2 separate regions of the Homo sapiens genome follow, and region 2 is linked to region 1. Evidence: read pairs that join two places in POLR2A ChIA-PET (ENCODE). Cell type or tissue: GM12878. All regions are shown on one strand. Each heading gives the region's core, and the rest is flanking DNA. Links, peaks and the distances in the headings are about the cores only. Region 1 overlaps STX7 (syntaxin 7). Region 2 overlaps ENPP3 (ectonucleotide pyrophosphatase/phosphodiesterase 3).

Region 1 (16,941 bases), core at 4,402-12,401:
CTCTGCTATTTCAGATTTAACCTTTTCCATTAAAATTAGAGCCCTATTAATCATACATTCCTGAGCAGGTCCTGTGTGTGTGTTAAATTAGATATTAAGGTTGGTACAAAAGTAATTGCCATTTTTACCATTACTTTTAATGGCAAAAACCACAATTAAAAGTAATGGTAAAAACTGCAATTACTTTTGCACAACCTAATACAGTGAAATTTCTGGGGATAGCCTGAAGTCTGTGTTCCATTTAATAAATATTTAAATGCCTGTTTGTGCTAAGAGTTGTTTTAAATATTGGAGAAAGATAAATAAGCATGTGGGCCCTGCCTTATAATTGTTTGGAGTTTAGTTAAGGAAAAAATATGTAAACAACTAAAATTATATACAGGTAAGGGATTTAATAATTTTTCTTGAAGAGATCAAAGACGTTTTCAAAGGAAATATGCAATTTGAACCTTATTTTAATTGTTTGATGTGTTTAACATGACTCTGTCCTTTGAAGTCCAGTTTTTTTTTTTTTAGTAGACATGAGAGTTTTGCTATTTGATGTGTCACTTTGCCAGATTTCAACTCTATTAGATTAATCAAGTTTGTCCTTGTAACTTCACAGATTGTTAATTTGGAAAATGTAAGCCAGTAACTTAAAAAATATATCTGTGTGACTTTTATATTATTTAGGTGACTGCTTAGAAAACTGCACAGCATCTGATGAAATTAGCGAATAAGAACATCAACCATGTCTTACACTCCAGGAGTTGGTGGTGACCCCGCCCAGTTGGCCCAGAGGATCTCTTCTAACATCCAGAAGATCACACAGTGTTGTGAGTTGAGTTTTAAATGGACTTCACTATTTGTATCCACTCTTAACTGAACTTGGTGGAGGTTCATAAAAGGACAACTCTGCTGATTGAGAGAGGGAGGAGCATTCCTCTAACAACAGGTTTTAAAGGGCTCGAACTCTTTAGAATGAATGCAAGAGAATTATATTTGAGATAACACTTACTGCATTTTTCTATAGGAAGTCAGGGCCAGGCACATAATACATTATTTCATTAAATAAAATAAAGATTTAAAAGGATAATGGATTCTTATATCTGCTTTAAAGCTATCTGGTTCTAGATGAGATGATGAGACCTGATGACTCAGTCTCATAGGTTTGGAACCAGGTAGCACTACCAAGGGCTTAAGGAACATAAAGTTTATTAAAAATAAAATCTGACTGGATATGGATTAGGTTAATCTTATGATGGGCAAGTATGTGGTACCTTATTAAGGAGCAAGAGGAACTAAGGAGAGGACGTTTTAATCTATTGAGGAAGGTATTTTAGAAAATCAGACCTGCATTCCCCACATATTCTTTTTTTTTTTTAGAGACAGCCTCACTCTGTCGCCCAGGCTGGAGTGCAGTGGTACGATCTTGGCTCACTGCAAGCTCCGCCTCCCAGGTTCACACCATTCTCCTGCCTCAGCCTCCCCAGTAGCTGGGACTACAGGCGCCCGCCACCACGCCCGGCTAATTTTTTGTATTTTTAGTAGAGACGGGGTTTCACCGTGTTAGCCAGGATGGTCTCGATCTCCTGACTTCGTGATCCTCCCGCCTCAGCCTCCTAAAGTGCTGGGATTACAGGCGTGAGCCACCGCGCCCGGCCAAATTATTCTTTGCTATACTTGTCAGAGATAGATTACCAGTAGACTGATGCAGTGTGGCACTTCATTCGGAAGTATTCATCGTCAGGATATGTATTAAAAAAATCATTATAGCAGATTTGAGTGGATAGGTTTTTATTTTTTTATTTTTTTTTACTTTTTTTTGTTTGTAAATTATGGTTAATCAGATACCTTGGGTGATTCTAGTCTTGCTCTCAGGGTTTGGCCCTCGGGGCATTACCTGAACTCTTTCATCCTTCGGAGTATGTTAATATAGTTTTATTCTTCAGCCTAGTTCCTTACAAGGCTATTCTTTTTAACAGAATGTTAACACATTGCAGAAATAGTGTTTTCAAATGACCATACTCTGTTTCTTTATCTAATCATTAACTCCTCAACAGCTGTTCCTCTACCTGAATTATTTAAATGAGATGCTAGTGTGTTTTAGGAGCAAAGAGAATAAAACTAGACTCTAAAAAGGTGCTGCTGTGCACAGTGGTATAAAATAACCCTTATTCTGATTTGGGGTGATTTCTGGGTTTTTTACCTATTTCTGGAAGAACAAGGAAGTGCACAGTGCCAGGCACCACGTTGTCCACAGCAGGGACTGTAGGAATGGTACATTGAGAACTGCTGCAGTTTGTCACAGGCCACCGGCGTTGGCTCTGCTTTGCTCCTCTGGCATCAGATCTGTTCTGATGGTGGCCACAGAAGAGCCTCTTTCCTTTTCTTTTTTTTTTTTAATGGCTCCCTTGCTGCTGGTTAGAAATAGCACTGGTCTGCCCCAAGTGTATCTGGCTACCTGTGCAAAAATTAAGGAAGTTTATAATTCTAATTACATATGTGGAAAATTAGGACCTTTATGCAAGAAAGGAGGCCAAGAGGCCTTTCTCCAAAGAAGAGGATAAGCATCCTGTGTTGGGAAAGCTAAACAGTGTTAGGAATTGAGGATGAGGAATGACTGTCCTGTACTGAGATTGTAGAAGTAGCAAGCAGTAGGTAGTATGAAAGATACATGGATTGAAGATTGTGTGTGAACATGAACTGGAAGGAGAAAAGAGTTGACTTAAATCAGGCCATGTTCCCTAAGAAAGAGATCAGTTGATCCAGAGGATGAGAAGTGACAGATTGGGCCAGAGTTGAATATTTATGGCAGGTTGGTAGCTAAGTGTGCGAGTACATCCGGGGCAGTATTGGATCATGTGAAGGTCTGGCTATGATACTCCACAGTCTATGTGAAGAGCTGTTAAGAAGACTGGGACTGTTGGCAGGGCATGGTGGCTCACACCTGTAATCCCAGCACTTTGGGAGGCCGAGGCAGGCAGATCACGGGAGGTCAGGAGTTCGAGACCAGCCTGACCAACATGGAGAAACCCTGTCTCTACTAAAAATACAAAATTAGCTGGGCCTGTTGTGGCATATGCCTGTAATCCCAGCTACTTGGGAGGCAGAGGCAGGGGAATCGCTTGAACCTGGGAGGCGGAGGTTGCAGTGATCACGCCATTGAACTCCAGCCTGGGCAACAAGAGCAAAACTCCATTTCAAAAAAAAAAAAAAGACAGGGACTGTTCATGCAGGTGAAGGTACAGTCACCATCTGCAGATGTTTGAATCACTGTCATATGTGAAACAGAAGCCATATGTCCTGCATGAACATAGGGGCCTCCACAAATGTACGGAAGCTACAGGTAGTCAGATTTCACCTTGAGAAGGAGGAAGGGCTTTTGAATAATCCAAGTTGTTAAGGTAGAATTGCCTCCCTCAGGAGGAATGAGATTCCTTATCAGTGACCAGAAAAAGGATGGTCAGATATTTCTCAGACTTATTAATAAGAATTTTAAACATAGGAATAATGGTTCAGACTAAGAGGGTTTTAATTTTGATATTCTATTGTGATTCATTCAACAAATAATTTTTGGGATACATAGTACTTGCTAGATACTGTTCCAAACTGTAGGAATGTAGCAGTAAACAATCTATAAGGTCCTGCTCTCATTGTAGTTTACAGTGTAGTAAGGAGAAATAATGAGCAACTTAACTTTCTGTAAAGAAAATATAGTGAAAGTGAGGTGAGAGCAAGTGACTGGGGAAGCTACCTTTACTTTAGATGGTCTTTGAATGAGGATGAGGAGGGACTGGTAGTGAGAAGATTCAGAGAAAGGGCATTTCAGACAGAAGGAATAACTAGCATTAAAAATTCAAAAGCAGACCTGGGCTTGAAATACTCAGAAAATAGGGAAAAGGGAAAAAGCTAGTGTGGCTGAAGCACAGCATCTGGGGCAAGAGTGCCAGGAGATGAAACCAGAGGGGTCTGGCGGGTCAGCTGGGGCCTTGCAGGTGGTTCAGGAAGTTTAGATTTCATTTTAAGAGGCAGTGGAAATCACTGGAGGCATTTAAGCAGAGGAGAGACATAATCAGATCTACACTGTGAAAAAATTACTTTGGCTGCTGCTTAGAAAATAGACATTGAGGGAATAGCAGGGAGGTATGCTGGTCATCACAGAGGTCTGGGGAGAGCTCGGATGCTGGCTTGCACCAGGGTGATGGCAGTGGGGATGGAGAGAAGCAATGAGTGTGTTTTGGAGGTAGAGCCAGCGGGACTTGCTGATGCATGTGGGTAGGGATGGTAGAGGAAGGAAGGAGTTAAAGATGACTCCATAGTTTTTGCATTGAGCAACCGACTAGGTGGTGGCAAGTGTGTACTGAAACGGGAGGGACTACAGTTCAGGACAAGTAGGGGAGAGTTTTGTTTTGACTAAGTATATTTTGAGATATCATTTAGATATCTAAGTGGAGATATCAAACATCTACTTTAGATACAGGAATTTGGAAGTCAGAGTGTCCTCAGAGTATAAATGGTATTTAAAACCATAGGTGTAAAGTAATCACGTAAGAGTGAGGAAAGAGAAGAGGCCTGGAACATTAAAAAATGTGGAAATCAGGAAGGTAGCATGAAGAATCTAAGGAGTGACCTGTGAGGTAAGATAAAAATCAAGATGTGGTAGATTTCTAGAAATTAAAGAATGTTTCAAGAATGAGTGAGGCATTATCTCTCCCTAATGCTGCTGAGAGACTAAGATAAAAGCAGATAATTGGATTTGGTAAACTGGTGACTTTGAAAAGAACATTCTCATAGCCATATTGCAAGTGTAGATGGAGGAAGGGAAGGAGAAGCACCCACTCTTTCCATTTTAAAGAGACTTTCCAGATTTTCTCCTCATCTCTGCTTATGTCATTGATCAGGTGGCTACACCTAGCTGCCAGAGAGGCTGAAAACATCTTAGCAGGATTTCAGTGTGCTCACTAAAATTGGGGATTATTCTATTTGAGAAAGAAGGATGAGAGAATCAATATTTAGTAGGCAACTAGCAGACTCTGCTATGAAAGTAGAAAGAGGATCAAAGAAAGGGTTCCATTTTACACTGCAACAGAGAAATTCTGGTAAGCGTATAATTGCAAAGGAAATGTTTTGAAAGTGAGGGCATGGGAATGGACCACTAGCAAGTTCACATTTCATCCACCGTATAGAGGTGAGGCTACGTGTGGTACAGATGGAAACATGGTGGGCAAACATGGGAGATTTCCTGTTTGAGTGGGTCTGTTCTTAAATGAAATGGGAAGCAAGGTCATCAGATAGAGAATGGGCGGGAAAGAAGGGGGTTTAGCAAATGTGTTGAGTATACATTTAAGATTTGGGGCCATGAATTTAGTGAAACCAGTCATCACTGTACTTTTTCTAATTCTGAGATTCAATGTCTAAATGAAGGGGAGTTTAGATTAGATAAAGTATTGTTAAAAATCTAACTACTGTCAAGTATGTGTACTGATAAGGGCTATGCAGAAATCACGTGGAAGTGAAAGGCAGAAGTGTGAAATTTCAGTTCACTTTTTTCCCCATTTGGTAATGCTAATAATACTGGGTGCGATTGAATAAAATGATACTTTGCACCACATTTAGGTTCTCTTCACACTACATTTGCAACTTTTGAAATTGTGTCAGTACAATTATCTGATTTTACAAAAGAAACCTAAAGAGAAGATGCTGTAAGTAAGGTAACCTGTAATTAGAATATGAGCATCTGTTAAACTAAAGCTAAAGTCTTCTTGAGTGTTGCAGTGGGAAAGTTTATTTTCACATTAGTTTTGATGAAATAAACACTTATAAAATATTAAGTTTTATGGTTTAGTTTATACCCCCAAAAAAGGAAAATGGCAGTCAAAAATATTTTTAAACCATTTTTTTGGTTTAAGACCATCTGCAGTCTTTTGAATTTGTTTCACCAGTAAAGCATTTAAACCATATTATAATGATATAATTTATATTAAGCATAAAATATTTAAATATTGTAAATGCTTACATGTAAAATAAATTAGAAATTTAATTATATTAAAATAATAAAACTGGTAAATAGTTATAACAAACTATGACTTTATTACAGGCTCTGTAGACAGTTTAAAATGATTAAGAAAATATTTGTATCCTATGAGAGAAAGCGTTGACTCCGTAACAGTCAACAAGGCCCTTGTGCCACCCATGCTCCATCTTTTACCCATGGCATAGACAGTATTCTCTGTTGCTGGCCTAGCATGCCATCCAGTCTTTTTCAACCCAAGGCTCCAGGCAACCATTCCCAGTAGACTGGAGTTGGCAGGCAAACAAAATCGTTTGTTATCACAGGTCTAGAAGATCACCATGCCTCTTAGAAAGGCTTAGATTTAGTTTTCAAACTTTGGATTGAGATGTTCAAAAGTGACATTTTTATTAGCAACATCTATGCCTGTTTACCTTCTATCATTTCTCCATATTTTCTGTCAGACATACTCCTAGCTGTGATGTATAGTATAAGGATAAGCAAGCCTTTGTGGGTTTATAAGTATAAGGTACCTATCATATAGGTAAACCAGAGTAGGCATTTTCACAAGGGCCATTCATCCTTGCCCAAACACAAACAACATAGAAAAATGTCTTGAGAACACACAGAGAAACTCATGTTTTTAAAAGCAGCAGAATCAATATATCAAAATACATCACATAAGTAAACACAGGCTTGCTTTTTCAGACTTTTTAAAAATGGAAGTATAATGTATACATTGAGTACTAGACAAATTATTTGTGTATAGCTGAATGAATTTTCTATTGTATTACCACAAATGTCAAGAAATAGAACATTCCTTAGTCCCCTAAAACCTTCTTGTGCTTACACCCCTTCATGCCCTTCGGAGATAACCAGTGTCCTGACTTTGTTAACATCATTGATTAATTTTCCTTTTTTTAATCTAATAGAATCAATAATCAAATAGAATTATTTTATGTTGGGCTTCTTTCATTATGTTTGTGGGATTCATCCATGCAGCTGCAGGTCATTTGTTTTCGTTACTGTATAGTATTCCATATTTAAACATACTACAATTTATTTATTCTTTCTACTGGTTGTAGTGTTTCCAGTTTTTGATTTTGTTTTTATTTTTTGCTAGGATGAACAATGCTTCCCAGAACATTCTTATATGTTCTTTTGGTGCATGTATGTGAAGGAATTGGGTTACTGGCTCATAGGATATGTTTATGTTCAGCTTTTGTGGATAACAGCTAAACAGTGTCCTAAAGTGGTTGTACCAGATATGAGTACAGCCAGTGTATCAGAGTTTGTGCTGCTCAAAGTCCTTGTCAACATTTGATGTTTACAGCTTTTTATTCATTTTAGTCATAGGTTTCTCATGATTTACTTTGCAATTCTCTGATTAGAATCAGAGTTTTTAGAGTGTAGCTGAGCTAAAGAAATCAATGAGATAATCGGAAACATTTCTAATCAAGCAAGCTGTATGTGATTGCATGTACATTTCCTGAAATCAGATCCAAATAGCGGTGTGACCTTGAGTAAGCTCTCGAACCTTCCAAGACATGGTTTTCTCATGTGTATTTTCTGTGGGCTAGGTTATGGTCTCTTCAAACTTTAACAGGCAATAATTCTAACCAAAGTTTTTTAAGAGTCCCGAAACTCTTCTAACAGGTACAAGATTATTCTATGTTTTGTTAAGAGGCTGATTGCCATATCTGAATCCATAATGCATGCTCATAAAATCCCATAATTGAAGAAGCCATCACACTCAAGACTAGCTAGAGTTCCACCAAGGCTTATGTATTATTTTTAAGTGTTAGGAGATGGGAAAGCTGGGGCACAGAGGTTTGTATCCTGTCAGAATTAACAAAATTTTGTATTGAAGGAAATTGGTGAATAGAAATGAGAATAGCTATGAAACACAGTCCTTGAGATAAAAATTTCCCTAACTCCTAAATAACATAGTAAGCCTTTCCACTAGTGCTAATGTGAATTCTCGCATTTGAGTATTTTTTTTTAAAATAATAACCTGAAAGAGGAAGATGTAGTGTGGCTAAAGTTGGAAAGTGAATAAAACAGATATATTGGAAACATAAAATCTACTCATCAGAATTTATGAGTATAGAAGTTTCTGCTAAAATATGCATCATGTATCACATGGGCTTGTGGATGTGTGTTTTTTCCAGAAAATTTGGAAAGACAGAACCTTCTAGGGGCACATAAAGTATGAACGTAAGCTTTTAAGTGCTAAGAGAAGGTGACTGAAAAATATTTTTGTTGAATCTTCACTTGTTTCATTTTTAATCATCTCTCCTACAGATTAAAGGTATTAGTTCAGCATAGACTTTAGTTTAAAATCGAAACAGATGTTTTTGGTTTCTCTGTGTTATAATTAGCTTCCTATGCTGCAAGTATACTTTTCAAAATTGTTTATTAAGAATTGGTGCATGGCTCCTGTCCCCATAAGGTTCTTTGAGATGAAATTAAAAGTCTATGTAAAAGTGTGAGCCCTTTTGTTACTTTTAGAATGATCACAGTTCTTTTAATTAGTTAGGGTCTGGTGAAGGGGACACTTGTTTTTGCATTTTAACACATGACTGCACAAAAGGGAAGCTAATATTATCACTTTTTTTTTTGGTGCCAGGGCAAATATTTTTTTAAAAAAGGAGCTCCAGTCCTGAGAAATTAATGAATTTACTGGAACCATATATTTACTCAGGAATTAAGAATGTTTCCTTTTTTTCTGGGGTAATCTGTTGGTGGGATGGGAAGGCAGTTTATTAAAGGAAAAAGAGTTGAAAAATTGTTGCTTCCCTCCTCCTAAAATGCTGTTTGAAATATTTATGTCTAAGATTGCACATCTGAAAATGTGGTTGGATGGTTTTTTCCCCCACTTAGAGGAGAAAAACTTCAGTAGTTTTTATTTCATTGTGATTTTCTTCATGCCTAAGGTGCTAACATAAAACAGAGATAGATGTGAAAGTTGCTATCTTGTCCAAGGAAATTTTAACAGAGTGTGACAACTTTTCTTCTCTTCAGTGACTTTTCCTTTATGACTGAACATGGTGTTTATGGCCGGATATGAGTGAATTCTTTGTTTTATGAACTAAATCTTTAAGATGTGGCTCCAAGATGCTTCAAGGAGCTTTATCCCTCACTCTCCTATCTGTGAACCATACATATGCTTCTGCCCTGAACATGAACTTTCTTACCCTTGGTTCCAACCCCAAACCATAGTAATGGGTGTCTTCACTCCCTCTGTTTAATCTAAGTGTAAATCTTAGTGGTTCTACCGGTCAGATCTGTCTGTGTCTCTCCATCTCTGCCATTACCACATATGCTCAAGCTGCTGCTATTTCTTTGGATGACTGCAGTCTCCAAATTGTTCTCCTCACTTCCATTCCTGCCTCTTTCCGTCTTCTCCAAATAGTTGCCAAGGTAAACCTGTAAAACTGTAAATCAGATCATGTCATCCTATAGCTTGAAAGGCAACAGTTAAATTCTGTGGCTTTTATAATCAGATATAAATCCCCACCATGCCCCACAATATCCTCAAGATCTGATCCCTGCCCCCACTTGTCAACTACCACTCTCTCCCATGGTGCTGCTCTGCTGCTCCACATTCCACCAGGTAGATCTTCTTTCTGCTTAGTGAACAGTCAGCTCATCCTCACCTCAGGGCCTTTGCACTTGCTCCTCTTCTGCTTCAGACATCTTCCCAGATCTACATGTAACTGGTTTCTTTCTGGCATTCAGGTCTTAGGGCCCAAAGCTCACTTGTTTAGCAATGTCTTCCCTGCCTTATCATTTTGCTTCCTCCAGTCATTCTTTTTCTCATTAACCTGTTTTGTTTTTATATTGCCTTTTATCAGTAAATTAAAGTACTATTATTGTTTACTTATTTTTTTACTTTCCTACTAAAACCTTGGCCCCCAGAGATAAAGGGCTCATGTCTTGGCTACAGAAGTATTTACACATAATTTTATTCGTTCATTTTTTAATGAAATTGAGATCACACTATACAGGTTTTTTGGTGCTTACTTTTTTTTTCTCTTGTTATTGGTTGCTTACTTTTTTATGTGGTTATGCCATTAAATGATTTTAATTAATCCTTCATTAACAGACATTTTATCCTAAGTGTATATGTTTAAAAACCTGAGAACCTAACCATTTGTGGTGCCTCCACAAATGAATCCTCTGAGTTCTCTGTAGATAAAGTGTCATGGTGACCATGTGATAAAAATCCTCATGTGTATGTTTTGATACTACATTTATTTAAGAATTTCTATAATAATGACTAGTTATTTTCCAACATGATCTATGCTCAGTAATTGTATGACAGGGTAGTTTCTCTTTGATTACACATATTCATGGTTAGTTGTGTAGTGGCTACTCAACTGCCCTGTGAGGCTGTCCCTCTGTACATTTTGGTTGATTTGGTGCTGAAGTAGGAATCGAACAGTATAAGTTAAGCTTGGCATTTAGTTTTGGTTTCCTGTAGTGATTTTGGCAATTATGGTCCTCATCTCTTTGATCCCTTTTTGTTGTTTTCACCAATTACTGAACAATGTTTTTATTAAACAGTGTATTAGTCCATTCTCACATTGCTAATAAAGACATACCTGAGACTGGGTAGCTTATAAAGAAAAAGAGGTGTAATGGATCACATTTCCACATGGCTGGGGAGGCCTCACAATCATGGCGGAAGACGAAGGAAAAGCATGGGGACTTCTTACATGGCCATGGGCAAGAGAGGACTTGTGCAGGGGAGCTCCCCTTTATAAATCCATCAGATCTCATGAGACTTATTCACTATCATGAGAACAGCACAGGAATGACCACCCTCATGATCCAATTATCTCCCACTGGGTCCCTCTCACAACATGTGGGAGTTGTGGGAGCTACAATTCAAGATGTGGTTTGGGTGGGGACACAGCCAAACCATATCAAACAGTGATTGCCCTTTATACTTAATCCAAACTTTTTTTCTTAAAGCAATTGTTAATTGGTGTGCCTATTAGTTGCTTAGGAAAAAACTAGAAGTCATACAAGATATTATTCTGCAAGTCTTGGTACATTTATTTTCCTACTCTTCTTTCTCATTATAGTATCATTATCATTATCATTATTTGAAGTTACGTATTAATGATATTGAGTATGGCCACCTACTTCTTTAAGATAGTTTGCCTTTTATTCCATATAAAGTCAAAGAAAATGCCCACAGACATCACCAAGATACTGTCCTAGTCTGTGGACTGTTCTCCTGCTTGGGAGCATGGAAACCTTCAACAGATATCCAGCCAAGGCCTGCTTATTTGTGAATACCCAGTACACTGCCTTGCTGCTGGGCATGGGAGGAGAGTGGGGCAGGGTGGCCCAAGTACACCCAGTGATTTTAGTTGTATGGTATTTCCTATATACCCTGCTTTGTTCAATAATCTCTTTCTGGAAGATATGTAAGCTAGTATTTTAAAACTATTTTTAATTAACTGTTTACTTTGTGCCTTGTATTAGGTATCTTTTATTCCTTTTTTTGTGCATTGTTTTTGATCTTCCAGTCACCCTGGTCAGGTGAGAAAATTTAGGTTTGGAGTGGTTGTCACTTGCTCAAGTTTGTACAACTGTTAAGTGGCAAAGCTGGTATTTGAGCCCAGGAGAGTCTGGTTCATATAACATGGTGTATTTGGATCATGCTGTATATTGTACCAGGGTGTTACTTGTGCATTTATGTTCATTCCCTGTGTGAGTATTTATTAAACACCTGTGATGTGCTAGGGACTGTCTGGATGCTGAAGCTATGTCAGCGAATAAAATAAAAATACCTGCCTTTATGGAGTGAACCTTTAATGAGAGAAGACAGACATAAAATAAATAAGTAAATTATGTCATATGTTAGAAGGAGATGTTAAGTGTTACAAAAAGAAACAATGACAAAAACATACCGGCATGTGCTGGAGAGGGGTTTGCATTTGATAAATAGGGTGCACGGGGAGTTGGGATGGACCATACTGAGGAGTTCCTCGTTGAGCACATATTTGAAGGAAGGAAGGGAATGTGTCCCACAGTATCTAGGGAAAGAGTATTTTAGATGGGGAAATAGCATGTCCATGGGCCCTCAGAGTTAAGCACCCCTGGCCATTAGAGGAATGGAGAGGAGGGAAGAGAGAGAGTTGGTACCAGGTCAGGTAGGGCCTTGCAGGCTGGTGTAAGGACTTTTACTCTGGGTGGAGCAAGGGTTATGAGGAGAGGAGTGCAGTGCTGGTGCAGAGGCAGTGCAATGTTGGACTCAACCAGAATTTTAGATTTTGTCAAGTGGTTAAGAAGGGAGAGAGGGGCTTAAGATATATGCAAGAGTCTGGATATGGACTGACTCCAGAGTTTAAGTTGGTTAGGGAGTGGGTGACGACATTGGAGGTGAGGAAATGTGGCAGAGTGGCAGGATCAATGGATGGCAGGTTGGAGTTGGGGCCAGGGGAGTGAGCTGGACATGCAGGAGGTGATTTCTAAGTAGATTGCCTGAAACCAAGATTATGGAAGAGTGACAGTTCCTGGTAATGAGAAGGTGTTTGATGGGATCTTGGAGTGTGTGGCTGAGGGAGGGTGGAGGACAGAATCATTTCAGTAGGAGACGTGTGCAAAGAATGGAGGCCAGCAGGATGGTGGAAGGATCGTCAGCCTGTGTATTGAAATCACAAAAAAATTAAGATAGGAGTCATGTTGGACAGAATGGCAGCGAGCCAGAAACTACAACCAATGAAGAGTGAGGGGCGGCCCAAGGAACCTAAAATGACTAAACCTGCAGTGGGTGGTGATCATGAGGCCTGATGTGTTCTGCGTCTGTCTGTTATTGTGCTTCTTGTCATGGGGTCTTTATTTTTGAATTTGTCCTTCTTTTCTGAGTTCCTTCAGTCTCTAGTTAGTCAGTGCATGCATGTTATCTGGCCATCTCTTAAGAGTTCTTTTGTGATCTTCCTTTAAACTGTGATTACTTCATTGAGTTTTTTTTTTTTCTTTTAATCCTGTGGGTATTTTGGGGTATAATTTTTACCATATTCACTTTGTGGCAACATGTTCTCCTGCTGTGAGTTCTTTTAGGGAGTTTTACTGTTCTTTTCCACATTTTAAAATAGTCTTTTGTGTGGTTACTCTCCCCATTTTTTTTTGTTTTTCAATGGAATGAGTTTGATTTTCCTGGCAGGAGATTCCTGTGGAGGGAGAGGGAAGTGCCCATTTCTCTGCTCAAGGGCTCTATTCTCTCTGCTGTGCTGTGCTGTGCTGTGCTGTGCTGTGCTGTGCTGTGCTGTGCTGTGCTGTGCTGCACTGAGGGACTGTTTCTTTCCTCCTCTGCCTCTCAGCCCCTAGCCTGGTGTAGGAGGGCTTCCCGCTCCATCCCTGATGTCATCCCAATCACTTCATCGGCCCCAAGATGCACAGACACCTCTTTCCAAGGTGTTCCCCACCTGGTTTTTGAGTAGGGTCGGCAGCCCATGGCCTCCTGAATCTGTTCCGTGTCTCCTTTTCCCACCTTCTCCAGCAGAGTCCCCGGTGCTTCTCAGCCCTGCTTCTGCCCATTCTCACTCTGGGTGGGATCAGCTCTTCTGATGATTTGCTGGTGACAGTGTGGAGCTCTGCAACCCCGGTTATTCTCCGCCCCACCCATACGGCTTCCTGCTCAGGACCTGCTATTTTCTGTTGCTTTTGGCCGTATGTACACGTTTTTGAGAATTTGGTCATATTTACACATTTTGTGTTAATTTCTCTGAAAATGTAATTTTTATGGGTTTTCTACCTGCTCCCCCATTCTATAATATGCCTTGAGGAGGGAAGAAGGAGGAATATTCAGAAACATGCTTCTACCGTGTTTCTATAAGAAGCAGAAATCGATTTTCAGTGTTTTAGAAACAGCTGCCAGCATGTGTTGGCAGTTAGAACTGATCAGAAATGACTGAAGTAAAAGGTTTGGGAATCACTGCCTGTAAACTAGAGGGGAACTCGTGACAACAATTCAGCTGCTTTTGGAGCAGTAGGAGAATTATTGGGCCCTCGAGTGGATGACAGGAAGGAAGCTCATCATGATGGGCAAAAGATGTGTCAGCGGGGTTGGGGAATTGCAAGGCGCAAGGCCTCACCACTGCCCAGTCCTTTCCTGTTTGCTTCTTACACAAATCACATTGTTATGGAACCGTTGTTGCTTCTGATTCCAGACTACCTCAGAGCAGGTAAACTGAGCAGATCCATGTGAAAAATGTTAGGATGAATAAATTTGCTAAAAGACCCAGCTTGTAATGTTCCAGCCATCTAGAAGTCCAAATTATTGTTTACATACAATTTTAGATGACTTGTTTTTGTACTTTATTTTTAAGAACTGTGCCCTCAGATTTAACCCTTTATTAATCTACAATAGCTTTAAAATGCCCCCAAATTTCCACTGATTTGACCTTTATGCCTTTCTACCTTTAAAGTATCCGGGAAGAGAACCAATGACAAAGTGAAAATTAAGTGTGTTGTAAATTTGAGATTGCTTTGTGGAAGCGGGCTATGCCTTCAGATATTCTGTGCTGGGAAGGGGAGCACAGGAAGCCAGTGTAGTTGGGCCTTGCGGGTGGATGCTCTCCATTGAGCTTCCAGCCTCGAGACTCATCCTTTAGAAGATCCTTCTCCATCTCCCTTCCCACACTTTCTCGTCTCTGCAGTTTGGATCAGTGCTTTTGCTCACAAAGAAGACAAGTGTTCTCTTCAGGTCATAAGACAGAGCATGAGATATACTAGTGCTAGAGGGGAAAAGCCAGAATTATTTTAGTAGCCATCCTTCACATTCTCCAGGAAGTTTTTCTACTTGTGATACACTTTTTAGAATTTTAATACACTTTTCTTGGTTTTTCTTGAAAAATAGATAGACATGGGTATTTCTAATGATACATTTTTCTCTACACATTGTACCCTATAACGAACCTGGATCCTAACTCTAATTGTACAAGACTTATTAGTAATAACATCTTGTACTTTTATTCTTACAAAGATCTATGCCATTTCTAAAATGTTTACATATATATCATCCTTTTTTTTTTTTTTTTTTTTTTTTTAAGACAGAGTCCCACTCTGTTGCCCAGGCTGGAGTGCAGTGGCACAATCTTGGCTCACTGCAACCTCTTCCTCTGGGTTCAAGCTATTCTTGTGCTTCAGCCTCTCGAGTAGCTTGGACTACAGGGGTGTGCCACCATACTTGGCTAATTTTTGTATCTTTAGAAGAGATGGGTTTTCGCCATGTTGGCCAGGTTGGTCTCGAACTCCTGGCCTCAAGTGATCTGCTTACCTTGGCCTCCCAAAGTGCTGGGATTACAGGCACGAGCCACTGCGCCTGGCCTATATCACTTTGTTTAACACTCCAAACCACCCTCTAACAAAGCTAGAGGGTTTGATAGACGAGGAAAGATTGGAGTCTAAAACAGAGTTTGTTTCTTTCAATATTTAGATTTTTTTTCTAGTCCTGTTTTAAATATGTCACTTATATGCAACTGCTAGATACATGTCACTGGCACATAGTAGCTGACTCCTCCCTCCCAATTACGGGCTATAACTATCTTTTGTCAATTGATATTTATCATCTCTACAATTCTTATAATTATATCATAGATTATTAAGTATTAGCACTCAAGTATGGTTCACATTAGATAGTCAAGAAATGTAAATAAGAAGCTGAACACTTAAAAAAAACTGAGAACTCCCTCATAAGACAGTTTTAAAATACATGGAGCAAACACTGACAAAACTGCAAGGAAAATAGACAAAGCCACAATTATGGCTTTCGGTACCCTTCTCTGAATAATTGATAAAACAAGTAGATACAAAATCAGGATACAGAAGATTCAAAGTACTAATCACCTTGATGGTGACAGCCACTTATAGAACAGTCTATTCAACAACAGCAGAACACACGTTTTTCTCAAGTGCACCCAGAACATTTATTAAGATAGACTCTATTCCTGTCATTAATCAAGAGTTTCAACAAACTTTAAAAGATTCAAGTCATACAAGATAATATTCCTTGACTACAGTGAAATTAAATTAGAACTCAGTAACAGAAAGATCCCTGGAAAATCCCCTAATGTTTGAAAACCAAACACATTTCAAATAAGCTATGGATCAAAGAGAAAGCCAAAAAGAGGAATTGGAAAATATTCTGAACTGAACGTAAATGAAAGCATCACATATCAGAATTTGTTGGATGGTATTAACTCAGTACTTAAGGGAGCACTAAACACCTGTATTAGAAAAGAAGACAGGTCTCAAATCATGACGTCAGTTTTCACCCTAAGAAATTTAGAAAAAACAACCGAAATTGCAAAGTCAGCAGAACAAAGGAAATACAAATCATAGTGGAAATCGAAGGGAGAAAAAAAATCAATGAAACCAAAAGCTATTTCTTTGAGATCAATAGAACTGATAAACATCTAACCAGACTGAACATGAAAAAAATAGAAGAAACAAATTACTAATATCAGGAATGAGAGAGATGATATATTATAAATTCTACATATTTTATATGTAAAAATCTATACATATTTACATATATTCTGTACATTACAGAATCTATCATATATTTAAAGGTTTTTTCCTTTGAAATGGTTTTTATTTTATTTATTTCACTTTAAGCTCTGGGATACATGTGCAGAACGTGCAGGGTTGTTACATAGGTATACATGTGCCATGGTGGTTTGCTGCACCTACTAACCCATCATCTAGGTTTTAAGTCCCACATGCATTAGGTATTTGTCCTAATGCTCTCCCTCCCCTGCCCCTCATCCCCTGACAGGCCCTGGTGTGTGATGTTCCCCTCCCTGTGTCCATGTGTTCTCATTGTTCAACTCCCACTTATGAGTGAGAACATGCAGTATTTGCTTTTCTGTTCCTGTGTTAGTTTGCTGAAAGTGATGGTTTCCAGCTTCATCCATATCCCTGCAAAG
Region 2 (16,941 bases), core at 5,394-13,393, 830 kb after region 1:
GTAAGTCACAGAACTCGGTCAGTTCCTGCCCAAACATGTCTGTTTATGTGGTCAGTTCTGGTCTTTGGCCTGTCTTACCACTGGGTCAAGCACTTACCGTGACAATGGTGTAATGATTTGGGAAGGTTTTGGTAGGATACATAGCTCTCATGTATTTTGAATGAATTCCACATGTTTCTGCAACAGAATATGGTGAGAAATTAGGAAGTTGTTTCTTCTTCAGTTTTTTGGATAACTAAAAATCTGAACATGAAAGTCTCTCAGAAAAATAAAAAACAAACTAAAAAGTGGATTAAAGATGGAAAGAGGTTGAAATTCTGGTCTCTAAGCTTCCTCCATTCCAGGGAATGTCAGTCTTTTAGGAGAGGAGTGAGCTAAATCAAGGTGTATAGATTTTTTTCTGGAAGAGCCAGTGATACACATGTTGGGCTTTGCAAAGCTATATGGTCTTTGTTGAAACACCTCCACTCTGCCATTGAGGCCCCAAAGCATCCATAGACAATAAATAAACAAATGAATATGGTCATGTTCCAATAAAACTTTCTTTATGGACATTGAAATTTGCATTTCAGGTAATTTTTACGTGTCATAAAATATTCTTACTTTCTTCCAACCATTTAAAAATGTAAAACAGACTAGGCCCAGAGGCTCACACCTGTAATCTCAGCACTTTGGGAGGCTGAGACGGCAGATCACTTGAGCTCAAGAGTTTGAGGCCAACCTGAGCAACACAATGAAACCCCATTTCTGTATAAAAATTAAAAATTAGCTGGGCATGGTGGCATGCACCTGTGTAGTCCTAGCTACTCGGGAGGCTGAGGTGGGAGGATTGTTTGAGCTCAGGAGATGGAGACGGCAGTGAGCTGTCATCGCACCACTGCACTTCAGCCTGGGTGACAGAATGAAACCCTGTTTCAAATAAATAAATAAATAAATAAATAATTTTTAAAATAAGTAAAACAATTCTCAGTATATATGGCAGGCCATACACAAACGAGTAGAGTGAACCAGTTTTGGCCTATGGGCCACAGCCTGTTGACCCCTGAGCTAAATGTACTCTATATTATACACTGCCAGTTTGTTTGCTTTATATAGCATTGGCATCTAGCTGATAGTTCTTACATGTAAAGTATCTAATATAACAAAAGTCAACACTACTGTCTAGACAAATGAAAAAGGATTTCACTTGTGTAACTGCATAAGCCCATGTCATGTAGTACTGTTTACAAATTAAGCTAACTTTACTGCTTCTTACTTTTAGTACAGTTTCCATTAGACCAGGGAAGTTTCCTGTGATCTGTGTTTCACAAAGTATGACAGCAATTTAGCTTCATTGTTCTGTTGTTTTCAATCTGTGCAATAACCCTGTTTAAAGAGGTCAGAACCACTAGGGCACATTGCTATTTCCTCTGCAGCAGTGAAGTACAAGAAATTTTCCACAGCAAAATTGTGTTGCCTCTACTTCTAAAATAAAGCTTCACCGTTATCAATTCTCTTTAAGTCAAAACAAAACATGAAATTAATTGTCATCCAAAAAGTCACAGGCTTTGCTGCTGAACACAATGAGTGTTTTCTCAAATAGACATGGGGTTGGTCTCCTTCCCAGCCTCTGATTCAGGAATTTCCTCCTTCAGAAACTTCTAGGGCCCCATATCAAGTCCACTACATAGGATTCTCTGATGGGGATTGGAAGGTAGGAGAAGGAAAGGGAGTTCAAAAAAAATCTACTTTTCCTTCTTTCTTTCTTTTTTTTTTTTTTTTTTTTTTTTGAGATGGAGTCTCGCTCTGTCACCCAGGCTAGAGTGCAGTGGCGTGATCTCGGCTCACTGCAACTTCTGCCTCCTGAGTTCAGCCTCCCGAGTAGCTGGGACTACAGGTGCCTGCCACCACGCCCAGGTAATTTTTGTATTTTTTAGTAGAGATGGAGTTTTGTTATGTTAGCCAGGCTTGTCTCGATCTCCTTGCCTCAAGTGATCCACCTGCCTCACCCTCCCAAAGTGCTGGGATTATAGATGTAAGCCCCTGTGCCTGGCTAAAAATTTACATTCTTAACAAGCAGCCCAGGTCATCCTAATGTATTTAAGTTTGAGAACTGCTCCAGGACTTAATTTATAAAACATAAGATTAAAATAACCTTTATTTTTCTTATTTAATCAATACCACCAATAAGTAAATCTTGATCTCAATTAAGGAAAGACATTTAATATTGTTAAGAAGTCATATAACAAGAAAATAAAATAAGATCTAGTCCACTTACACAATTAAAATAATTTAAGTGGGAAAAAATTCATACAATGAACAGATACATAAAGTCAGTTTCTGCTTTAATATCCTTGAAACGGGTGGCAGACTCAAATTCTTAAATGGGTAAAGCTAGAGGATAAAATAAAATGCAAATTAAGCTACCGGTATTGTAAAAGCATGGCACCGTCCTAGTTATATGTCATAAACAAGACACATCTGCTGACTATAGACCCAAGCTACCGTTTTGTATTACCTGCCCTTGAACCACAGCTACTGAAGAAAGTCTACAGAAAGCACAGTCTTCTACCATGGTTTCTTCCAAATATGAATAATTTAAGTTATACTTGAACAGACTACTGGAAAGACACGCAATAAACCAATGAGCAGTTGCTTTTGCAAAGGAAAAGTAGGAAGACCAGGAAAGATGTTTTGTTCATTTATTTTTACTTATACCCTCGAATATTGCCTTAAAATGTTTACGTGTGTATTTTACTTCTAAAAAAACAATTAAAAAAATAAAGTACTAAACAAAATAATCTGAAAATATAAATGAGATAAGCCTATGCAACTAGGTTTATAGTAACTAGGAACTATAAGAAGCAGCAAAGGTCTAAACAGGTGAGTAGGTAAAGCAACCAGAGAATGTACAGATCAAAACTGCAATGTAGGCCGGGCACGGTGCTCACGTCTGTAATCCCAGGATTTTGGGAGGCTGAGGCGGACGGATCTCCTGAGGTCAGGAGTTCAAGACCAGCCTGGCCAACATGGTGAAACCCTGGCTCTAATAAAAATACAAAAATTAGCCCAGTGCAGTGGCGCGTGCCTGTAATCCCAGATCCTCAGGGGGGGGCGAGACAGGAGAATCACTGGAACCCGAGAAGCGGAGGTTACAGTGAGCTGAGATCGTGCCACTGTGCTCCAGCCTCGGCGACAGAGCAAGACTCCATCTCAAAAAAAAAAAAAAAAAAAAAAAACGCAGAGCGAGACTCCGACTCAAAAAAAAACTACAATGTAGTCCTTATGAAATTCTTATAAGACTGGCATAATGAAATATTATTAAGATATCTGTACAAATGGAAAACATAGCAAACTGTTTACCAGTATTCACAGGCTGAAAATAGGTACTTTCATTTTATATGTAACTTAGTAGAATAACCTTGTAGAAAGATTAGCCATAATGTTGGCCTGTATCATTTCTAGCACTCAAAAAAAATAAAGAATAATAAGCTCTGCAGGGGCTTCAGTCTTCCCAGAGTTGCAAGTATGCATTCAATCCCTTGGCACATAAAGAAGAAGGGTCAAAAGAGAGCAAAGAGGAGTGATGTTACCAAGATAACAGAATAGGAAATCTTGGACGACTCTTCCCACAGCAGACACAATCATTCAATAGCCACACATAAATCAATTCCCTTTGTGAGAAACCCAGAAACTACTTGAGAGGCTCCTGCTTACCAGGCAAGTATAACACCAGTTACATCGAAACCAGTAGGAAAAGCAGAACTGTTTCTTTGACATAATACCCATTCCCAGAACGATGCTATATGATCAGGAGAGAACTCTCAACTTTTAGTTTCTCCCCAAGGGGGAAAAAATTGGACCACACATCTAACACTCCAATTTTTCCAGGTGCTATCTGAGAAATTGGCTTCTAACTCACTTGAGTTAGAAGAGATGAGACCCAACATCTATTAGTCCCCTGTGTGCTACAAAGAACAAAGAGGAGATTCTAACGAGCACACAGGCACTCACCACAGCTTCTGCTCTTGGCTCAGCACAGAGAAATCAGGCAATAACCCCAACTCCCAGCTTCTCCCAGGGGAGGAAGAGTTGCACTAAGTGTCCAATGCCCCAACTTTACCAGGGACTGCCCAAAGGACTGGCTTTTTCTGTCTTGTCTGTATTGGAGCGCTAATGGAACCTAGCATACTCTAGTCACCTGGGGGCCAGTGAGAAAAAAACACACCGGTTTGATGTAGCATATTAGTCACCATAGTCCCTCTCCCTGGCACAGCACAGAGAAAAAAAGCAAAATAAAGAAGAAAAAAAAAGCCCCACGACCAAAACAAAACAAAATCCAGACCCCAACTTTTCTCTGGGGAGAGAAAGAATTGGACAAGACATCTAATGATCCAAATTCTCTGGTGACTGCCCAAGGAGCTGGCTTCCTTCCAAGATAAGTTTCACTCATCTTGGAACACCAATGGGACCTAGCATACTCTAGACACTTGGGGCCCCTAACAACAAAGAAACAAGGCTGGACTAGCATGAAGGTTTAAGGGGCCTCCAGAATCGCTGATCAGGCCAACTGGCGAGGGTTTCTCCTATACGAGGCCGGTCCATGAAAACTGAGAAAGGTGACTGTTTTGTCCAACGTGCAGATGTCAACACAGAGAGTAAAGGAAAATGAGTAAATGGGGAAATATGTTCAAAGCAAAGGAACAAGATAAATCTTCAGGAATTGACCTGAATGAAGCAGAGATACAATTTTCCTAACAGACATTTCAAAACAACTGTCATAAAGATGCTCGTTGAGGTGATGAGAACAATGCATGAATAAAGTGAGAATTTCAACAAAGAGAGGCAAACTCAGGCCTTTAAAAATTATTCAGGCAAAGGAGCAAAAAGAAAAAAGAATGGAAAGAAGTGATGAAAGATTAAGAGAACTGTGGGACACCAACATGTGGATTAATATATGCATGATGGGGTTTTCCGGAGAAGAAAAAGAGAAAGAACCAGAAAGTTTATAGAAAGAAATAATGGCTAAAAACTCCCAAATCTAGGGAGGAAAAATGGGCAACCAGATCCAGGAAGCTTGAAGGATTCTAAATAAGATGAACCTAAAGAAATCCACACTAAGACATATTATAATCAAATGTCAAAAGTCAAAGACAATGAATTTTCAAAGCAGCAAAATAAAAGCAACTCACAATATACAAGAGAAGCCCTATAAAACTATCAGCAGGTTTTTTTTTTAAAGCAGAACCCTTACAGAACATTAAACCCAACACAACATGTTTTTCTCAAGTATGCATGGAACATTCTCCAGGATAGATCACATATTAGATCACAGAACAAGTCTTAACATATTTAAAAAATTGGGATCATACCAAGTATTTTCTCCAACTACAATGGAATAACACTAGAAATCTATATTACAGGGAAAACTGAAAAATTTACAAATAATGTAGAAATTATGTAACACACTTTTGAACAACCAATGGGTCAAAGAAGAAATCAAAGGAGAAATTAGAAAATATCTTGAAACAAAATGAACGAACATGAAAATGGAATGCAGCAAAAGCAGCTCTAAGATGGAAGTTATAGTAATAAATGCCTACATTAAGAAAGAAGAACAATTTCAAATAAACAATTTAATTTTGCACCTTAAGGAACAGAAAAAGGAACAAACTAAATCCAAGTTTAGCAGAAAAAAGAAAAGATGCAAGAAGAAATGAAATAGAGAATGGAGAAACAATAGAATAAATCAATGAAACTAAGAGTTGGTTCTTCGAAAAGATAAACAAAATTGACATACTTTTAACTAGACCAAGAAAAAGAGAGAAAACTCAAATAAATAAAATCAGAAAGAGGAGACATTACAATTGATACTGCAGATATAAAAGGTTCTTAAGAGAATACTATGAATAATTATATGCCAACAAACTGAATAACCTACTAGAAATGGATAAATTCATAGAAACATACAATGTACCAAGACTGAATCTTAAATAAATAGAAAGTCCGAATAAATCTATAAACAGTAAGGAGATTGAATCAATAATTAAAATCCTCCCAAGAAAAAGACCAGGACCAGATGGCTTCACTGACAATTTCTTTACCAAAAATTTGAAGAACTAATGCCAATTCTTCTCAAACTCTTCCAAAAAACTGAAGACCAAGAGAATGCTTTCAAATGAATAAGGCTAGCATTACCCTAATATAAAAGCTACACAGATATCACAATAAAATATAATTTCAGGTTAATATTCCTGATGAAAATAGATGCAAAAATATTCAACAAAATACTAGCAAACCAAATTCAACAACACAATGAAAAGATTATACACCATGATCATGTGGGATTTATCCCTGGGGTGCAAGGATGGTTCAACACATGAAAATCAATTAATGTGATATATAGCATTAACAGAATGAGGGATAAAAATTACATGATCATTTCAATAGAAGCAGAAAGAGCATTTGATAAAATTCAACACCCTTTCATGATAAAAGCTCTCAACAAACTAGGAATACAGTCAGTCACGCATTGCTTAAAGACAGGGATACATTCCTAGAAATGTGTTGTTAGACAATTCCATCATTGTGCAAACATAATATGGTGTACTTAAGCAAACCTAGATGGTAAAGCCTACTGTGCACCTAGGCTATATAGTAAAGTCTATTGTACAAATCTGTACAGCATGTTATCCTATTCAATACTGTAAGCAATTGTAACACAGTGGTAATTGTATATTTATCCCTATCTATCTAAATATAGAAAATGTACAGTGAAAATATGATATAATACAGACCACTTATCATGATTGCAAGCCTGGAAGTTGCTCTGAGTAAGTCAGTGAGTGAGTGGTGAGTGAATGTGAAAATCTAGGACACTACTGTAAACTACTATAGACTTGATAAACACTGTACACTTAGGATACACTAAACTTACAAAAATGTATTTTTTTCAATAATCAATTAACCTTAGCTTACTGTAACTTTTCTACTTTAATAACTTTTAATTTTTTTAACTCTTTGACTCTCTTGTAATAACACTGAGTTTAAAACACAAACACATTGCACAGTTGTAAAAAATATTTTCTTTATATCTTTATTCTATAAGCTTTTGTTTTTTAATTTTTTGTTTTTACTTTTTAAATGTTTCTGTCAAAAACTAAGATACAAACTCACACATTAGCCCACACCTACATGGGGTCAAGATCATCAACATCACTGTCTTCTACCTCCACCTCTTGCCCTACTGAAAGGTCTTCAGGGGCAATAATATGCATAGAGCTGTCATCTTCTATGATAACAGTACCTTCTTCTGAAATACCTCCTGAAAAACCTGCCTGAGGCTGTTTTATAGTTAACATTTTTAAATAAGTAGTAGTACACTCTAAAATAATGTACAAAGTATAAGTATAGTATAAGCTTGGCACAGTGGCCAAGCACTTTGGAAGGCACTTTGGAAGGCCAAGGTGGGAGGATCGCCTGAGCCCAGGAGTTTGAGCCAGCCTGGGCAACATAGCAAGACCCCATCTCTTTTGAAAAGAGTATAGTATAGTAAATACATAAACCAGTAACAGTCATTTATTATCATTATCAAGTATGATGTAATGTACATAAATATGTGTACTATTTTATGACTGGCAGTGCAGTAGGTTTGTCTTCACCAGCATCACCACAAAAATATGAATAATGCATTGCACTATGACATTATAATTTCTATGACATCACTAGGTGATAGGATTTTTTTTTTTTTTTGAGACAAGAACTCGCTCTGTTACCCAGGATGGAGTGCAGTGGTGTGATCATAGCTTACTGCAACCTTGAACTCCTAGGCTCAAGGGATCCTTCTGCCTCAGTCTCTTGAGTAGCTGGGACTACTGGCACACCCCATTGTGCTTAGCTACTTTTTTTTTTTTTTTTTTTTGGTAGAGACAGGGTTTCACTTTGTTGCTCAGGCTGATCTTGAATTCCTTGGCTCAAGCAATCCTCCTTCCTTGGCCTTCTGAAGTGCTAGGATTGCAGATATAAGCAACCATGCCCAGCTGGTGATGGGAATTTCTCAACTCCATTATAATGTATGGGACCGCCATTATATATGCAGTCTGTTGTTGATTGAAATGTTGTTATGTGGCACATAGCTATAGAAAAAAAATACTTCAACATAATAAAGATTATATGAAAAGTCTACAGCTAACATCCTATTCAATGGTGAAAATTTTTCCACCTAAGATCAGTAACAAAGCAAGACTGTCCACTCTTCTAGCCTGAGCAATTAGGCAAGAAAAAAAAAAAAGGCAACCACATAGGAAAGAAAGAAGTAAACCTGTCCCTATTTTCAGAAGACATGATACTATCTACTGAAGCTCTAAATATACTGAAAGCTCTAAATAAATTTATTTAGAACTAATAAATGCAGTAAAATTGCAGGATACAAAATCAACATACAAAAATCAGTTGCATTTCTATGTACTAATAATTAACTATTCAATCTCATTTCTAAACATTGAAAATAATGAAATTCTTAGAAATAAATTTAACTAAGAAAGTGAAAGACTTGTATATGAAAACTATAAAATATTGGGAAAAGAAGTTAAGGAAGACGTATAAACAAATGGAAAGACACCTCATGTTCATGGACTGGAAGACTTAATATTGTTAAAATGTTCCTATTACCCAAAACAATCTATAGATTCAATGTAATCTTTATCAAAACCCCAATGACATTTATTACAGAAATAGAAAAAAAATTAAATTCATAACACCCCAGATAACCACGACAATCTTGAAAAAGAACAAAGCTGAAGACATCAAAGCTCCTGATTTCAAAATATATTAAAAATCTTCAGTAATTAAAACAGCATGTTACTGGCATAAAAACAGATGTATAGACCAATGAAAAAGAATAGGGAGCCCAGGCTGGGCACAGTGGCTCACACCTGTAATCCCAGCACTTTGAGAGGCCAAGGCAAGCTTGAGCTCAGTAGTTCAAGACCAGCCTGGACAACATGGCAAAATGCCATCTGTACAAAAATACAAAAATTAGCCAGTCATGGTGGCATGCAGTGCCTGTAGTCTCAACTACTTAGGAGGCTGAGGGGATTGCTTAAGCCTGGGAGGCAGAGGTGGCAGTGAGCTGAGATCACACCATCACACTCTAGCCTGGGTGACAGAGTGAGACCCTATCTCAGAAAAAAAAAAAGAATAGAGATCTCAGAAATAAATCAATAAATCCAAGCCTATATGGTCAACCGATCTTCAAAAAGGGTGCCAAGAAGAATACACAATGGGGAAATAATAGTTGCTCCAACAAATGATGTCAGAAAGTGGATATCCATATGCAGAAAAATGAACTTGAACTCTGATCTTATACCATACACAAAAATCAACTCAAAGTATATTAAAGATTTCAAAGTAAGACCTGAAACTATAAATCTTCTAGAAGGAAACATACGGGAAAATCTGCATGACATTGGTCTTGGCAATGATTTCATGAACATGATGCCAAAAGCCCAGGCAATAAAAGCAAAAATGGACATGTAGGACTATATCAAACCAAAAAGTTTCTGCACAGAAAAGGAAACAATCAATAAAATGAAAAGGCAACATATGAAATGGGGGAAAACACTTTCAAACCATGTATCTGATAGGAAGTTAATTTCGAAAATATATAAGGAACTTCTACAACTTGATAGCAAAAAATACAATAGTCTCATTAAAAAATGAGCTAATGACCTAAATAGATATTTCTTCAAAGAAGAAAGATATTGTGCATCTCTAAAGACATACAAATATCCAATAGGTGTATGAAAGATGCTCAATGTCACTAATCATCAGAAAAATGCATATCAAACCAAAATGAGGCTGGGCACAGTGGCTCACACCTGTAATCAGCACTTTGGGAGGCTGAGATGGGAGGATCACTTGAGCCCAGGAGTTTGAGGCCAGCCTGGGCAACATAGCAAGACCTCATCTCTAACATAATAACAATAATTAAAAATAAAAATTTAAAAATGAGATAGCACGTCACATCTGTTAGGATATCTAGTATCAAAAAAACCCCAAAAACAGGTGTTGATGAAGATATGCAGAAATTGGAACTCTTGTACACTGTTGGTAGAAAGGCAAAACGGCATAGCTGCTATGGAAAATGGCATGGAGGTTTCTCAAAAACGTAAAAATAAAAGTATATGATCCAGCAATTCCACTTTTGAGTATCCAAAAGGGTTGAAATCAGGATCTCAAAGAGATATTAGCACTCCCATGTTCACTGAAGCACTACTCATAAGAGCCAAGATGTGGTAACAATCTATTTCTCTTTAAAAGATAAATAGATTTTTAAGGTGGCATATACATACAATGGAATATTATTTGGCCTTAATAAAAGAGGAAAATCTTGCAACATGTGATAACATGGATGAAACTTGAAGACATACTAAGTGAAATAAGCTAGTCACAGACACGCTAATACTGTATGATTCCACTTATATGAGGTTATCTAAAATAGTTAAAATCATAGAAGCAAAGAATAGGATGGTGGATTCCAGGGGCTGGGTAAGGGGGAAATGTGGAATCGTTAATCAATGGATATGAAGTTTCAGTTTTATAAAATAAGTAAATTCTAGGGATCTGCTGTACAACATTATGCCTATAGATAATAATACTGCATTGTACACTGAAAAATCTGTTAAGAGGATAGATCTCATGTTATGCATTCTTAACAAAATTTAAAAAGCAGACAGCAAATGACATCTGCTATGGCCAGTATAAGAGCTCTGCTGTTCATGAATGCCAACCTTGCAAACTCTAATCTCTAAAACTCTGCATATGTCCCCTGCTGGATCTCTGCTGTCTACCTGCTACTTCTAGTCTTATTTGATCCACAGATTCCCATCTAACTTTTCAGGAAGGCTGTCTTCTAAATAGGCCAAATCACCTCTATCCCACTTGACAGTTTCCTGATCTTGGCCCTGGCCCTTCTTTGTCTGCTGCCACCTGCACTAAGACAAGACAATGTTCTTGCCTCATTAGAGTGTGATTCAGAGAGCCACTTCCTCGTCCACTTAACAGTCACTAATATGACTCACTGCTCTGTGATATTGTTTAGGCTCAGTTTACATGACCATGGTGGCCCAACTCAGGCAGTTTGATGAAACCCTAGAGATGGGGCCCTGGGCTCCCTTAATAGCAAGGCCTGCTGTCACATACCTCACCTCAAGACTAACATAATCCTAATCCTATTTAACCACATCTCTCCTTTTTCAATTTTCCCTCAAAACAGCCTCAGGTGGTCCTGAGAATATGTACCCCTACCTACCACATCTATTCTTAATCAGGCCTCTGAGAAACTAACAGCCCTATTTTGCCTAGGTAGGCCTAGCTGATCATAGCTTCACACATTTGGGGATTGAGATGTTGTCTATATGACTAAAAAATATTTTAAATGTTTTAAAATATTTTAAACATCAAAAGCAGAAAGCTCTTAGTGGCTGAATATTTCATTGATGTCATTTCTAATTCTCAATGGAATGAGCAAATCGAGGAATTTCACTTTAGAAAAGGTTCAGTTCACCCTGGCTAGTCAAATTCCCTTTTGACACCAGATTTGATATCCAGTTTATCAAGACAAATTTAGATAAGAAGATAGAAACTGAGAAGTGTTAGTTAACTTTCTAGGACAAAATAACTCAGCAGAAAAATGACAGGTCCTGGATTTGGAAAACAGTCTCTTTGCTAAAGATCTGCCTCAGGGAATGAGGGAGAAGCTGAAGAAACAATGCACCTTGAGTTGCAGGAAGTAGTGATCTATCTTCCTACAACCATGGCATTTGGGGCTGGAATTAACAGTAGAAATCATCAGATCTAGTCATTTCATTTTACAAATGAGGAAACTGAGGCCCAGAAAAGTCAGTCAACTTACCCAGAGTCAAATAGCTATTTTTAATAACTTGAAGAAAAAGAAAAACAATAAACCAGTAAAAATGACATAAAATTTGAGAACTTTAGGGATATAAAACAGCCTCGGAGGAGGGAGAAGAAAGAGAGGAATTGCAGGGCAGTGAAGAGTGTGCGCCTTGGAGTTAGCTCTCTGATTCTAACTAACTATGCCACTTCTTAGCATTGTATCCTTGGGTACTCAACTTCTTTTAAAAAAAAATTATTATTAAATAGAGATGAGGTCTCACTATGTTGCCCAGGCTGGTCTCAAACTCCTGAGCTCAAGGGATGCTCTAGCCTCCACCTCCCAAAGTGCTAGGATTACAGGCATAAGCTACCACATCCAGCCTCAACTTCTCTTTATTACTACCTTTATTAAATTGTGTGAAGGCCAAGTGTCCTAACACAGAAGTACAACATTATAATAAAGTTGATAATAAAAGAATTATAACAATAACTTAAAACCACCCATTGTATGCCACATATCAAACAGCTATTTTTTGAATGCTACCTGTACATTCTCACAGTAATACTATCAGGTGGGAAGTCACCATTTCACAGATGAAGAGACTGGGTCACTAAAAGGTGAAGGAAAGTTGTCTGAGACCTCACAGCTAGCAAGTAGTAGAGTCAGGTTGTAGGCAGTTTGATTCCAGAACTGGAAATAGATCCTGGACTTGATATCGGCTGAAGTGGTGGGAGGTGCTGGATCTGTCTAAGCCCACCAGGCTCCTTCAGGATCCGGTTCTCGCTATATTCTCCTTGCTAAGGCCCAGAACCTGGGTCTGACAAACATCACTTTCAAGGCAGTACACATGAATAGATTTCCATAGGACAGAAGTTACATTCAAATATAAAGCAAATCAAAATAAACAAACAAAAGGCTGAACATCCCACCAAAATAAAGGTAGGAGAAGCCAGCAAGCGTGAAAATATACTTCCGAATGAAAGTAGAAACCATGTGGTAAAGTCAGAGAGGATCTAGGCTAAGACAAACCACCAGCGTTAAAAGTCAGAAAGAAAGTTGCATCCTCTAGAGATTGACTAACTAGGTGTCTTTATCATTTGCATGCCACTAGTTACAGAAGACTTACTCAGTTTATTGATATTTGGCATTAAAGTATCCCATGTGTATAAATATTCAGCTCTAAATCCATCCATAGAAAACAAGATAACTGGTGGCAGGTCAAACCTGAAAATGGAAAACAAAATTTGTCCATTGTTTTGGATAGCTACATTTACCTCAAAAGCATTGCAATCCTTTTTTAGACCTGTGTTTAAGGTAAAATAATTGGGTAACTTTTGGGCCATAGCCAGACACTGTCATTTTTTATTTTTTTAATTTCTTTTTTTTTTTTTTTGAGACACAGTTTTACTCTGTCACCCAAGCTGGACTGCAGTGGAGCAATCTCAGCTCACTGCCACCTCCACCTCCTGGGTTCAAGTGATTCTCATGCCTCAGCCTCAGAGTAGCTGGGATTACAGTCGTACACCACCACAACCGGATAAATTTTAGTAGAGACAGGGTTTTACCACGTTGGCCAGGCTGGTCTCCCACTCCTGACCTCAAGTGATCCGCCCGCCTTGGCCTCCAAAGTGCTGGGATTACAGGTGTGAGTCACCACGCCTGGCCTAAAATTTTACTTCTGTTATACACACACACATTTCACAGAAGCATAGTTTGATAAATTTTCACTAACTGAACTCCCTGTGTAGTCATCACCCAGATGAAGAAACAGAATATTATCAGGATGCTTGTGCTTCCTGTGGTCACTAAATTCTCCAAACCACACCCCACCAAGGATGATCAGTATCTTGATTTCCAACAGCATAGATTAGCTTTGTCTATTTTTGTACTTACATTTATATGCAAATAAAATCATACAGTGTGCATTTTGTTGAGTCTCAATTCTTTTACTCGACATTATGTTTGAGATTCCTCCATATTGTTGCAAGTAATTATGGATCATTCATTCCCATAGCTATCTAATATTCCAGTGAATGAATAAACCAGAACTTATTCTACTGTCCATAGGCACTTGAGTACTTTCCAATTTGGAAAGTTATTAGGTTTCCGACCTAAGACAGCCTGTGGTTTAACTCCATTTACATAAAATTCTAAAACAGGAATGTATGATGATAGAAATCAGAACAGTGATTGTCTTTGGGAAGTAAGCAATGGGAAGGGACATGAGCTATCTTTCTGGGATGGTGGAAATATTCTATATTGGTAAGTTACATAGCTTAGTGAATTTCCAAATTGCATCATACTATACACTTAAGATAGGACCATTTCATACCATAGTTCATCCTATAGTATGAACTATAGGATACCTCAATTTAAAAATAAAAATGGAAAACTGGGACCGTTTGAACTGCAGTGTACAGAAAATTCATGAAGAAATTAAAGTGGCCTACTGCAATTCGCATGAGAAAATACTTCTTTTTTTCATAAAGTCATTAACATAACTCTGATTAAAAACTTTATATTCATAAATATGCCATTAAAATAACTTGGAAGAGATTAAAGACAGGGTCACTTGTCTCTGGGATCAAGAGTGGAATCCAAACATCCAATGCACCCCTTTTTTAATGGCCAGCTTGCCTGTCCAAGCTAACTAGAGAGTGCATTTTACATTCTGCTGACATGAACATTCTTGTAGCTAAAACACCCTTAATTATTTCCTAAAGATAAATTCATAAAGATCACATTTCCTGGTCTTACAACAAACTTTTTTTTTTTTTTTTGAGACGGAGTCTTGCTTTGTTGCCCAGGCTGGAGTGCAGTGGCCTGATCTCTGCTCACTGTAAGCTCCGCCTCCCAGGTTCACACCATTCTCCTGCGTCAACCTCCCGAGTAGCTGGGACTACAGGCACCTGCCACCACACCCGGCTAATTTTTTGTATTTTTAGTAGAGACGGGGTTTCACCGTGTTAGCCAGGATGGTCTCAATCTCCTGACTTCGTGATCTGCCTGCCTCAGCCTCCCAAAGTGCTGGGATTACAGGCGTGAGCCACCATGCCCGGCCTACGACAAACTTTCAAAGGAGACCAAAATATTGCCACAATTCTTTCCCAACAGTAGATATTAACTTATACAGTACTTTCATAAACAAGACAGGTAGCTAGGACTTTATATACACAAATCATGATGTATTGACTATTTCATGGAGTAAAAGTTGTATCTTTTTTCATTTTTATTTCTCCGATTGCTAAAAAACTTGAACATTGCATCCATATTATTTTTACTGCCTGTGATGAAGCTTGAGTAAGAGCTCACTACATGCCAAGAACTGTCATCTCAGATCTATTATTTCACCAGGATCAGGTAGTTTACCCAAGGTGTCCCCCGCCAGTAGGGGCAGAGCTAGGCTATTGGCTCACATCTGTCTGGTTTAAGAGTCTAAGCTCCTTACTATACTATGATCACTAGCAAAATAGTAAGGCAAACAGGCAAAGAGAACACTAGCATAAATGTCTGGCAAGAGGATTTTATGTAATGTCTTCAGCCACTAAAATTTTTAGCAGCACTTATTATTCATAGTGAGCAGAATCATCATTGTCCATTTTCCATGCAGGGATGGAAGGTATAGGCAGGAATGACTTCAATGGAATAAAGAGAATGAGGGGATTGTAAGAAATGGTCAGTGTCCTTCTGACCACCACCACCACCCCTTTCCTCACCAGGTTCCTTTCTAGTCTTGCCTTGCATCAAGATTGACAAATCAGTCCTGTAATTTCTCTGGGATGCTGCTCCAGCTCTCAAATCCTCAGGTGGACAGTGATTTGCCAGTTTGGAGAAGGCCATTCTAACTAATCATTTGGGCTTAGTCATCTAGGTTTGTTGAGACTCTTTACAAAGACTTTACTGGAAACCTTCCTTCTCACCTAATGTCTCTCTCCTCCCGGTTATCAACAGGTGAGGGAGTCTTGGTGCCTCAAACAATTCTTCCCCTTATTCAGCCCCTTACCCGTTCTTCTGATGAATTGCACAGCATCACGGGCTCAGCCTATGACTTGAGGGAGTGTTATGCCACAGAGACTCTGGGTCCTTACTGCCTGGGTTTGCTTCCTGCTTCCAGCAACCACTAGGAATGCAGCACTGGGCAAGTGATTTCACAGCTTTTGCCTCCATTTCATTCTTTGTAAAATGAGGATGGAGATAATAGAGCCAAAGGGTTTTTATAAGGACTAACATGTAAGATGACTATTGTGTAAAGTACAAATTGGTAAATAATAAGAACTATATGAATGTTAGCTGGTATTAGTATGCTTTTCAGAGATGAATTGACTGTGTAATTTGAACCATGAGAAGAGGCCATGGGCACACCTTAATAGATTCAAGTACCAGGTTCATCTAATAAAGCAAGTGACTATAGAAAAATTTCACTAGAAAAATATTAACGATTTCTTGAGTACCTACTATGTACCATACACTAGAACTAAAATTAACCTACTGTTTGATAGCTCACCAAGCATATTCCCTCGCTTTAGGTCATTTAATTCTCACATGAAATCGTCTGACCCTGGCATTGTTATTATTTCAGTTTCATAGAGGAAGCTCAGAGAAGTGACTAGCGCAAAAGACCTACAGGCAAAATCAGGACTCAAACTCCTCTCATTTTATTCTAATCCTTTACTCTTCCACCCACAAGGTGCAAAGAGAGCAGCTGAATCTGAGCTACAAACCAAAGCAGCATGGGAAAAAAACAGGCACATTATTTATACTCATTTTTAAAATGAAATAACACTATTTAAAAATGCCTCCACTGGGCCAGACACAGCAGGTCTTGCCTGTAATCCCAGCACTTTGGGAGGCCAAGATGGCAGGATCACTTGAGCCCAGAAGTTCGAGACCAGCCTGGGCAACATGGAAAAACACTGTCTCTACAAAAAATAAATGAATTAGCTGAGAATGGTGGCACATGCTTATAGTCCCACCTACTTGAGAGGCTGAGGTGAGGGAATTGTTTGAGGCTAGGAGGTAGCAGCTGCTATGAGTCATGATCACGCCACTGCACTCCAACCTGG

Evidence for each region. ChIA-PET counts read pairs that join two places held together with the same protein. Peaks named below come from ENCODE experiments on the same cell type or tissue, not always from the same donor. Only the 100,000 strongest peaks of a DNase experiment are listed, where the experiment ranks them.
Region 2: POLR2A ChIA-PET joins it to region 1 with 8 read pairs; 2 of 35 experiments call an interaction of 5 or more read pairs at or near these places.

Annotation. Positions count from the first base shown.
Region 1 is chr6:132,487,320-132,504,260 of GRCh38, reverse strand. It overlaps STX7 (syntaxin 7), which reads left to right. Exons shown (of 10, transcript NM_003569.3): 2 at 673-815. The coding sequence starts at 731. Among named protein-coding and RNA genes, the nearest start is that of STX7, 17 kb to the left of the region's middle. RefSeq lists enhancers at 4,962-5,171, 13,285-13,524. In GM12878, for the core only: no CTCF peak of the experiment used is centred there; DNase peaks (open chromatin) are centred at 5,390, 8,530 and 9,040; H3K4me3 peaks cover 4,047 bases; H3K27ac peaks cover 6,645 bases.
Region 2 is chr6:131,654,484-131,671,424 of GRCh38, reverse strand. ENPP3 (ectonucleotide pyrophosphatase/phosphodiesterase 3) reads right to left here. Exons shown (of 25, transcript NM_005021.5): 6 at 13,005-13,102; 7 at 98-177. Among named protein-coding and RNA genes, the nearest start is that of ENPP3, 26 kb to the right of the region's middle. In GM12878, for the core only: no CTCF peak of the experiment used is centred there; no DNase peak of the experiment used is centred there; H3K27me3 peaks cover 125 bases.